Linked DNA regions of Homo sapiens: region 1 is linked to region 2. The links are chromatin loops, found by intact Hi-C in ENCODE. Cell type or tissue: chondrocyte. All regions are shown on one strand.

Region 1 (5,000 bases), 100 kb after region 2:
GTCTCCACTCCCGGCTTCCCCGCAGCTGGGCAGCAGGTCAAGCCAACCCTGCTGATTGAGAACCCCTCTTAGGAAAGTCGGGCATGACGATTGCCCCAGGGTAATTGGCTGGCACCTGGAGATCTGGCTTCAGGGACGGCAGGATTCAGGAGAAAACCCCACTGTCCGCCACTCAGCCTCTGCTGCTATTTATTGCTAGGCCTGAAGTTTAACAGATATTTATGGGAGCGCCCCGACCTGGGTGCCAACCTCACCTCCTCCCTTCTCTTCCTCCACATAGCTCGTTGGTCCCAGGCCCCTTGCCCTCCTGCCCCCGACTTTTTCTTTCTTTCCTTTTTTTTTCTTTCTTTCTTTCTCTTTCTTTCTTTTTCTTTCTTTCTTTCTTTCTTTCTTTCTTTCTTTCTTTCTTTCTTTCTTTCTTTCTCTCTCTTTCTTTTCTTTCTTTCTCTTTTCTTTTCCTTTCTTTTCTTTTTCTTTTTCTCTTTTCTTTCTCTCTCTCTCCCTCTGTCCTCTGCCCCTCTGCCTCCCTCCCTCCTTCCTTCCTTCCTTCCTTCCTTCCTTCCTTCCTTCCTTCTATGCTTCCTTCCATCCCTCCAAGCTAAGGGTTTAACCCTTGCCCTGCCTGCATTATGGAGTATCCTGCATTAGGATACTCCTCCTTTTGAGGAGAGCAAACAGAAAAGTTTGTGGATACAACCTGGTGACTGGTTTTTTGTTTGTTTGTTTGTTTTTGTTTTCTTTCTTTTCTTTTTTTTTTTTGAGCCAGAGTTCCGCTGTGTCGCCCAGACTGGAGTGCAGTGGTACGATCTTGGCTCACTGCAACCTCCACCTCCTGGGTTCAAGCGATTCTCTTGCCTCAGCCTCGTGAGTAGCTGGGATTACAGGCATGCACCACTACACCTAGCTAAATTTTTTTTGTATTTTTTTTGTAGAGATGGGGCTTTGCCATATTGACCAGGCTGGTCTTGAACTCTTGGCCTCAAGTGATCCACTGGCCTTAGCCTCTGAAAGTGCTGAGATTACAGATGTGGGTCACCGTGCCTGGCCAACAACCTGGTGACTGTTTACAAGGGACCTGACACATCCTGAATGGTTGACAGTGATGACAGTGATGATCCCTACTCAAGCTTTTCCCAGTAGACACGCTGAGAGGCAGGCTTCCTCTAAGCTATGTTAGCAGTGTTACAAAGTGATTCAACATAAATAATTTATTCAAGCAGGGAGCAAGATATGAGAGTTTTGCAGAACACTAATACTTCTGTTTGTAATTTGTTGTATTTTGTATAAAGTGACTTTTGAGATGAAAGGGCTAAGGCCATATGCTACCATGCTCTAGGATTGCCAGTGATATTTTGGACAGTTTATCAAGCCTACCACTTTCCAGGTGAAAAATGGAAAGATCTCAGCTTAAAAGGGAGAAACGGGCCTGGCGTGGTGGCTCATGCCTGTAATCCCAGCACTTTGGGAGGCCGAGGCGGGTGGATCACCTGAGATCAGGAGTTTGAGACCAGCCTGCCCAACATGGTGAAACCCCATCTCTACTAAAAATACAAAAAATTAGCCGGGCATGGTGGCAGGCGCCTGTAATCCCAGCTACTCGGGAGGCTGAGGCAGGATAATTGCCTGAACCTGGGAGGCGGAGGTTGCAGTGAGCCAAGATCATGCCACTGCACTCTAGCCTGGGTGAAAAGAGCAAAACTCTGTCAAAAAAAAAAAAAAAAAAAAAAGGGAGAAATGTCTAATCATCTCCGGAATTGAATGGATGAATCATCCTTTGTTTCGCCAGTTCCCTCTAGATGGACATTTAGGTTCTCTCTTTCTTTCTTTTTTTGTTTTAAATAGAGACAGGGTCTCACTCTGTTGCCCAGGCTGGTCTCAAACTCCAGGGCTCAAGCAATCCTCCCACCTTGGCCTCTCAAAGTGCTGGGATTACAGGCGTGAGCTACTATGCTCAGCCTTCTGTTTTTTTATTATTCCAAAATAATAAAAGTTTACATCCCAGATGTAAAGTTTATGGGTCAAAGGGTACATTTATTTTTGACATGGATAGATTTCCTTCTAAGTAGCTTCACTCATTTCCACACCTGCCATCAGGGTAAGAGAGTGCCCCCTTGAGGCCATGCTCGACAATGCCTGATACTTTCACTCTAAAATGTAGCTCTCAATTTAACTGAAAAAAAATTTGCCAATTTAATGGGTAAACATGACCTCTCCTTGTTATAATTTATGCACTCTTGACTACCAGATAGGTTGGACATCTTTTCCTAAGCTTAATGGCCATATGTCCTTGTGCCCCCTTGTTTTTTTTTTGGTTTTTGTTTTTGTTTTTGTTTTTGAGACGGAGTCTCGCTCTGTAGCCCAGGCTGGAGTGCAGTGGCGCGATCTCGGCTCACTGCAACCTCCGCCTCCCGGGTTCACGCCATTCTCCTGCCTCAGCCTACTGAGTAGCTGGGACTACAGGTGCCTGCCTCCACGCCCGGCTAATTTTTTGTATTTTGTAGTAGAGACGGGGTTTCACCGTGTTAGCCAAGATGTTCTCGATCTCCTGACCCCGTGATCCGCCCGCCTCGGCCTCCCAAAGTGCTAGGATTACAGGCGTGAGCCACTGCGACCGGCCACCCTCCCGTTTTTTTAATTGGGGTTCATTGATTTGTATATGTATAAATGTATATACTCCTTATACTCTGGATCCTAATCCTCGGTAGTTTTGTTGGTCTTAATATCTTCATATCTTCTCGAAGTCTGTGGCTTGTCTTTTCACTTTCACTTTTGTATGTTTCTTTTCTTTTCTTTTTTTTGAGCCTGCCTCGGCCTCCCAAAGTGCTGGGATTACAGGCGTGAGCCACCGCGTCTGTCCATACACTAGGTTTTTAATCCATCCAAAGTTTAAGTACATGAGGATGCAAAATAGGGGTAGAATTTTTATTTTCCCCATAGGAATTATTGATGTTTACTGGCCGTTTGAACGTCCTCTGTGAATTGTACGTGGTATCCTTTATCTGGCTTCCTTCCTTTTGCGTATTAGTTTGTAAGGACTCTATATGTTTTGCCTTTTATAGGTTGGACAGATATTCCGGCAGTTTTTCCAGCTTGATTCTTACAGGGACCAGCTCTTTGCTAAGGCCATCGTTCATTCAGTCATTACTTAATAGGCGCAGCCATTTTAAAAATGGGTGCCAGGGCCCTGCATGGACCAGCTTGGTACTGAATAAATTTGAGTAAACCCCGGGTGACTGGGAGGGTCCTGGTCCTGCCCGGTGGAGGCTGCAGCTTCCTCTGAAGGATGGCATTGGGAAGACTTCCATTTTCCTTGGCGTCTTGTGACACTTGACCCTTGTGGCATCTCCCCACACCCCAGGCTGACCCCGGGTTTGTACCACCTGGGCCGCACTGTCCTCTGCATCGACTTCATGGTTTTCACGGTGCGGCTGCTTCACATCTTCACGGTCAACAAACAGCTGGGGCCCAAGATCGTCATCGTGAGCAAGATGGTGAGGCAGGGGCGGGGCCAAAGTGGGCGGGGACATAGGGAAAGGGGTGGGGCCAGGGAGGGAGTGGTCCGTGGAGAAGGGGCGTGACTTTGGGGAGCAATGGGGCGTGTTTTTGGGATATAGGGGTGGGGCCAGAGTAGGAAAGGGCGGGGCCAGACTCAGCCACATCTCCCCACAGATGAAGGACGTGTTCTTCTTCCTCTTCTTCCTCGGCGTGTGGCTGGTAGCCTATGGCGTGGCCACGGAGGGGCTCCTGAGGCCACGGGACAGTGACTTCCCAAGTATCCTGCGCCGCGTCTTCTACCGTCCCTACCTGCAGATCTTCGGGCAGATTCCCCAGGAGGACATGGACGGTAGGGGGGATGACGGCCTGACAGCCTTCCTCTGAGTCTCTGTCCCCGCTCCCTGGGTCTCTGTCCTCCTGGCTCTAAGAAAATATCTGTCTCTCTGAGTCTCTGTCTCCCTCTTTCTCTGGATCTCTGAGTGATACCCTATATTCCCCATCATCATCTCTCTGGGTCTCTGCCTACCCCACCCCCTCTGTCTTTCTGTCTGTCTTTCTTTTTTCTTTTTTTTTTTCTTTTTTTTTGAGATGGATGTTAGAAATGTTTATTTTGTGGTGTCGTAAAGAAATAGTACTTGAACATAAATTTAATTTTTTTAGTAAAGCCATTTTTATTTTTTGTAGAAAGGGTACACTCGCCAGCAGTTTTGTCATGAGAGTACACGGAACAAAGGAGATAGGGTCATTTATAACCTGACGCGTCTATTTTACTGCTGTGTCTGGTTTTTATTGGCTGGAACCGGACTTTACATTTTGTATTTGTCTTGATTGGCTAGTAACTTAGAAGTTTTTAAAAGAAGCGAAGGCAGAGGAGAACAAAGGAAGGAGGAAGTAACTTGTGGAATGTTGAGAAAGGTAAAAACACTTTTAAATAAGGAAGAGGAACAGGCTATGATCTAATGCTTGCTTGAACCAGTATAAGTATGTCAGGGCAAATATTTAGGCTAAATTGTGAGAGCTAAGAACATAAAGTACATTGATTTATTTTTTATGGCTAGTAGATATTTAAGAATGTTAGCACAGGTGTTTGAATAAATTTTGTTTCTAAGAGAAGTTACTATTTATTGTTAATTAGATGGGGAGGAAAGTCTTTGAAGAGGAACCTGTACTTTACTTTTTACATGGAGTTTTGCTCTTGTTGCCCAGGCTGGAGTGCAATGGCACGATCTCAGCTCACTGCAACCTCCACCTCCCAGATCGAAGCGATTCTCCTATCTCAGCCTCCCGAGTAGCTGGGACTACAGGCGCGTGCCACCACGCCTGGCTAACAGTTTTGTGTTTTTAGTAGAGATGGGGTTTCATCACATTGGTCAGGCTAGTCTCAAACTCCCCACCTCAGGTGATCCGGCCATCTCAGCCTCCCAAAAGTGCTGGGATTACAGGCGTGAGCCACCGCGCCCGGCAGTCTTCCTGTCTTTCTTAGGTCTCTGTCCCCCTCACCCCAT
Region 2 (5,000 bases):
TTCATTAAATGTTAGCATCTTGTGAGGCTTTTTCTAACCTGCCTTGTAAAGTCACCCGTTTCTATTCTCTGTCGTCATCTGATGTGATCATAGGATCTCCTTATTTACCTCTTTCATTAGCATATGAACCCCATGAGGGTAGACACCTTTTTTTTTTTTTTTTTGGAGACAGTCTCACTCTGTTGCACAGGATAGACTGTAGTGGCACGATCTCGGTTTACTGCAACCTTCATCGCCTCCCTGGTTCAAGCGATTCTCTTGTCTTAGTCTCCTGAGTAGCTGGACCACACCCAGCTAATTTTTTGTGTATTTTTAGTAGGGATGAGGTTTCGCTGTGTTGATCAGGCTGGTCTTCTTGAACTCTTGGTCACAAGTGATCCGCCTGCCTTGGCCTCCCAAAGTGCTGGCATTACAGCTGTGAGCCACTGCGCCCAGCACCTTTTTTTGTCTTGTTTACTGCGAAATCCCCAACAACTATAGCATTTCCAGGCACATAGTAGATGCTTAAGAATTACTTACTTACAAGAGCACAAACATCGGCGAATAAAAAGAATTACCTATTGAATGAATGAGAGTTAGCTGGTGCAAAAAAAAAAAAAAAAAAAGCCAGTGCAGATTGAGAGACCTGGCCATAGAAAATTACAACGCTCAGGGATAAGGTATGGCAAGGAACGTTTTTTGTTTTTTGTTTTTTTTTTCGCTTTATTGCCGAGGCTGGAGTTCAGTGGTATGATCTCGGCTCACTGCAATCTCCACCTCCCAGATTCAAGCAATTCTCCTGCGTCAGCCTCCCGAGTAGCTGGGACTATAGGCGCACACCACCATGCCCTGGTAATTTTGTATTTTTAGTAGAGACGGGGTTTCGCCATGTTTGCCAGGCTGGTCTCAAACACCTGACCTCAGGTGATCCGTCCGCCTTAGCCTCCCAAATTGCTGGGATTACAGGTGTGAGCCACTGTGCCCAGCCTGGCAAGGAACTTGAGGAGTGGGTGGAGAGAACGCTGAGATGGAGTTGTTTTCAGACGTTTCCATTTGTCCCAGATAGCGATTCCCTTAAATTGTGGCTTAGGCTTCTGTTTTCTAAAATATTCTTAGGCCAGGTGCGGTGGCTCACGCCTGTAATGCCAGCACTTTGGGAGGCCGAGGCAGGCAGATCACCTGAGGTCAGGAGTTCGAAACCAGCCTGGCCAACATAGTGAAACCCCGTCTCTACTAAAAATACAAAAGATTAGCTGGGTGTGGTGGTGTGTGTTTGTAATCCCAGCTACTTGGGAGGCTGAGGCAGGAGAATCGCTTGAACCCGGGAGGCGGAGGTTGCAGTAAGCCGAGATCTCGCCATCCATTGCACTGACCTTGGGCAACAAGAGTGACACTCCATCTCAAAAAAAGTACATTCCTTAAAGTCATCTTGACCTTAGTTTATACTTGTAGTTAAATTCTCTCATAAGAAACAAATCTGGCGGGACGCGGTGGTTCATGCCTGTAATCCCAGCACTTTGGGAGGCCGAGGAGGGCGGATCACCTGAGGTCAGGAGTTCGAGACCAGCCTGGCCAACATGGCGAAACCCCATCTCTACTAACAATACAAAAATTAGCTGGATGTGGTGGTGCACGCCTGTAATCCCAGCTGCTTGAGAAGCTGAGGCAGGAGAATTGCTTGAACCTCGGAGGCAGAGGTTGCAGTGAGACGAGATTGCGCCATTGCACTTTAAGCCTGGGCAACAGAGCAAGACTCTGTTTAAAAAAAAAAAAAATCTGAGACTTTATTTCTCTAGCTTCTGGCAACACCCACACTGTCTTCCTGAAAAGGTAGCACCCGAGGGTTCGGGGAAGGAGCCTGGTAGTTCAAGTGCCCGGGGTGAGAGGTGAAGTCTGCCTTGGCCCTTCGCCACTTTAACACCTCCCTTTTTCTGTGTCTCGAGTTTGTTCTGTTTTACTTCCATTTGCAAAATAGTAATAAATAAATATCAGTGTCCAGCACTGTGTCTGGGCCATAGTACGTGTTCAGTAAATTATATGTCTAATGTTCCATTATTGGAACGCTAAGCATGTGGGAGTTATTTATATCCTACTGCTCGGGTCATCACCAGGGTCTGATTTTTCACACGTGTCTGCAATTCAAAAAATTGCAACCTCTGGCATAAATGGGTTAATGTTATTCCTTTTCTCATGCTCTCCCAGAATGTGACAGGGCTTCCGAGGGAAACACTATACCATGGAAGAACCGGCAGAGTGTCCTTAAGGCCCCGGCAGGAGTCAGGGTCATTATGTGCTGGAGCCACCATATTTGGTGAAAAGGACTTATTCCCAGGCCTGACCCAGCAGGATCACCTATGAAATTGGTTTCTTAGGAGATTCCTGGCTCTTTTCTTTGGAGATTGTTATTCCTTAGTAGCCAGGTAGAACAGTTTGCCTCACAGTAGTGAGGCTGGAGTGAGAATCTGATCTGACGCTAGTCAGTTCCTGGGTTCCTTTTTAGAGACACAGGGCACAGACAGGAAAGCAGAGCTTACTTAGTGTTTGCTTTCCTGGCTCTCATTCTTAGCCTTGGGGCAGCTTGGTCTCAGGTTTTCCTGTGGGCTGTAGTTGCAGTCTGTGTCCAGTAGGTGGCAGTGTGGCCCTGCCTACAGGAGGGAGCTCAGAACCTGGGGGCATCAGCTGCATCTCCAGGGAGGCCCAGTTGGGCTATTACTGTTTGGATCACCTTGCATCTGGGAGCGATAGGGCCCTTAGGGTTTATGTAGGTCTGAAATGGCAGTTGGGCCTGCCCACATCCTGTCAGCTTGAAGTCAGCCTTACCTCCTCTCCTCAGCAGCCTGGATTATCTCTCAGCCACTCTGATAAAGCCCACTGTGCCTCAGAGAAACAGGTTCAGAGAGGGGCGTCCCTGAGGTTGCCAGGTCACCACCCATGTTCCTCCAGTTAGGGGCCTCTCCCAATGCCACCGTTTTCTTCTTGGCCTCTGCCCATCGTATTTGTTTTGCTACCTGAGACCATGGACACCTTCAACTTATAAAATTCCTTTCTTCCTGCACAGGGGACCCTCACAATGATCCCAATGCTCAGGGGGATGCCTTCAAGACTCTCTTCGTGGCGAGAGTGGTAAGTCCCCAGCTCCTAGCTCCTGGAACCCCACGCTGCTGAGAGCCTGGGTCTGGCACAAAGGTCAAATAGGCTAGGTACAGGGGAATGTTCCAGGGGCTGTGGGACAGCTCTGTTCTCCCATTTAACGTCATATCCATCTCCTTGTAGAATTATGACACAACAGAATCCAAGCTCCGGAGAGAGTTTGAGGTGTACGGACCTATCAAAAGAGTAAGTGGAGTGGGTCAGGGTGTTTGAATTGGGGGTGCATGGAGGAGGGGCTGTATCCTGAGAGGGAGGGAGAGAGGTCCCAGCCCTGAGCATGGCTCACACCATTTCAGGGCCTGGATTTATGCATCCTGACTGTATCTCCATGCAGCAGACCTTGGGCAGCAGAAGTAAAATGAGAAGTAATGACTGCTGGTGGTTGGTTGAGAGCAGGGGTTGGCAAACTACAGACTTAAAGTTTTCCTGCTGCTCAGCCAGGCAGGTCTGTTTGTTTACACATTGTCTTTGGCTGCTACTGTTGTAAGGCAGGGTTGGATTGTTGCAACAGTATACGGCCGTCCAAGCTGGAAATATCTACTCTCTGGGTCTTGGCAGAATACCTATGCTGAGTCCCGTTTTAGAGGAAGGCTTTGTTTTACCAATCTTCTTTTAAGTCACTGAAGTGCTCTGTGTCTGATTTCCTTTATCTAACATGGGAGACGCATGCCTTCACTGGGCAGTAGTGAGGGCTTGAGGCCATCCTACACACAAACTGATGTTAGCCATGTCTCTTCTCCCTGCTCTGTTTCTGATACGTCTTTTAAAAATATTTATACATGTCAGGCCGGGTGCAATGGCTCACACCTGTAATCTCAGCTCTTAAGGAGGCAGAGGCGGGAGGATAGCTTAAACCCAGGAGTTCGAGACCTGCCTGGGCAATATAGCAAGACCCCGTTCTCCACACAAAGGAAAAAAAAAGTATTGTTGGGCCAGGCACGGTGGCTCACGCCTGTAATCCCAGCACTTTGGGAGGCCGAGGTGGGCGGATAACCTGAGGTCAGGAGTTCGAGACCAGTCTGACCAACATGGTGAAACCTGGTCTGTACAAAAAAAAAAAAAATACAAAAATTAGCTGGGCATGATAGCGGGCGCCCGTAATCCCAGCTACTGAGGAGGCTGAGGCAGGAGAATTGCTTGAACCCAGGAGGCGGAGGTTGCAGTGAGCCGAGATCACACCACTGTACTCCAGCCTGGGCAACAGAGTGGGACTCCATCTTAAAAAAAAAAAAAAGTATTGTAGGCTGGGCGTGGTAGCTCACGCCTGTAATCCCACATGTTGGGAGGGCGAGGCAGGCAGATCACCTGAGGTCAGGAGGCAAGACCAGCCTGGCCAACATGGCGAAACCCCGTCTCTACAAAAATACAAAAGATTAGCCGAGTGTGGTGTCTCGTGCCTGTGTGTGTGTGTGTATGTGCATGTGTATATATGTGTACACACACACACACACGTTGTTCTGCCTTGCACAGCCCAGTGACAACCTTGGCCCCACCCTTGTCCCTCTGATCCATTCAAGTCAGGAATCTTGGTTGTGTTTTGGAGGCTGTGGGGTCCCAGGTTCATCCATGATACAGGTTGGTCGCCAACTGGTAGTGATGTGAATGGCGAACTAGCCATCCTTTAGGGACCAGCTCAAATGCTGTTACCTCCCAGAAATCTTCCCTGGTTCATTCTGGCCACCTCTGTCTCAACAGCCCTGCCTTGCCCGTTGTTCTCCCTGACATGGTCCCCAAGGGGTCTTTCTGACATCCAGAGCTGACCCCATCTCTGCTGACAGCATCCCATGGGTCCCTAGCATGTTAGGACAGGTCCAGCTGCCACCATCTGGCCTTCCAGGGCTCTTCCCCAAGCTGTGTGGCCTCATGGACCT

Evidence for each region. A loop is a pair of places that touch in the nucleus more often than their neighbours do. Peaks named below come from ENCODE experiments on the same cell type or tissue, not always from the same donor. Only the 100,000 strongest peaks of a DNase experiment are listed, where the experiment ranks them.
Region 1: a loop joins it to region 2, with 4 times the contacts of the local background. A loop is called at or near these places in 96 of 110 quality-filtered maps.

Annotation. Positions count from the first base shown.
Region 1 is chr19:49,196,942-49,201,941 of GRCh38, forward strand. It overlaps TRPM4 (transient receptor potential cation channel subfamily M member 4), which reads left to right. Exons shown (of 25, transcript NM_017636.4): 18 at 3,359-3,491; 19 at 3,670-3,844. Among named protein-coding and RNA genes, the nearest start is that of TRPM4, 42 kb to the left of the region's middle. RefSeq lists a silencer at 1-144. In chondrocyte, CTCF peaks have their summits at 2,110 (motif pointing left) and 2,331; no DNase peak of the experiment used is centred here.
Region 2 is chr19:49,095,390-49,100,389 of GRCh38, forward strand. It overlaps SNRNP70 (small nuclear ribonucleoprotein U1 subunit 70), which reads left to right. Exons shown (of 10, transcript NM_003089.6): 5 at 3,038-3,102; 6 at 3,253-3,315. Among named protein-coding and RNA genes, the nearest start is that of SNRNP70, 12 kb to the left of the region's middle. RefSeq lists an enhancer at 4,527-5,000. In chondrocyte, CTCF peaks have their summits at 2,608 (motif pointing right) and 2,849; no DNase peak of the experiment used is centred here.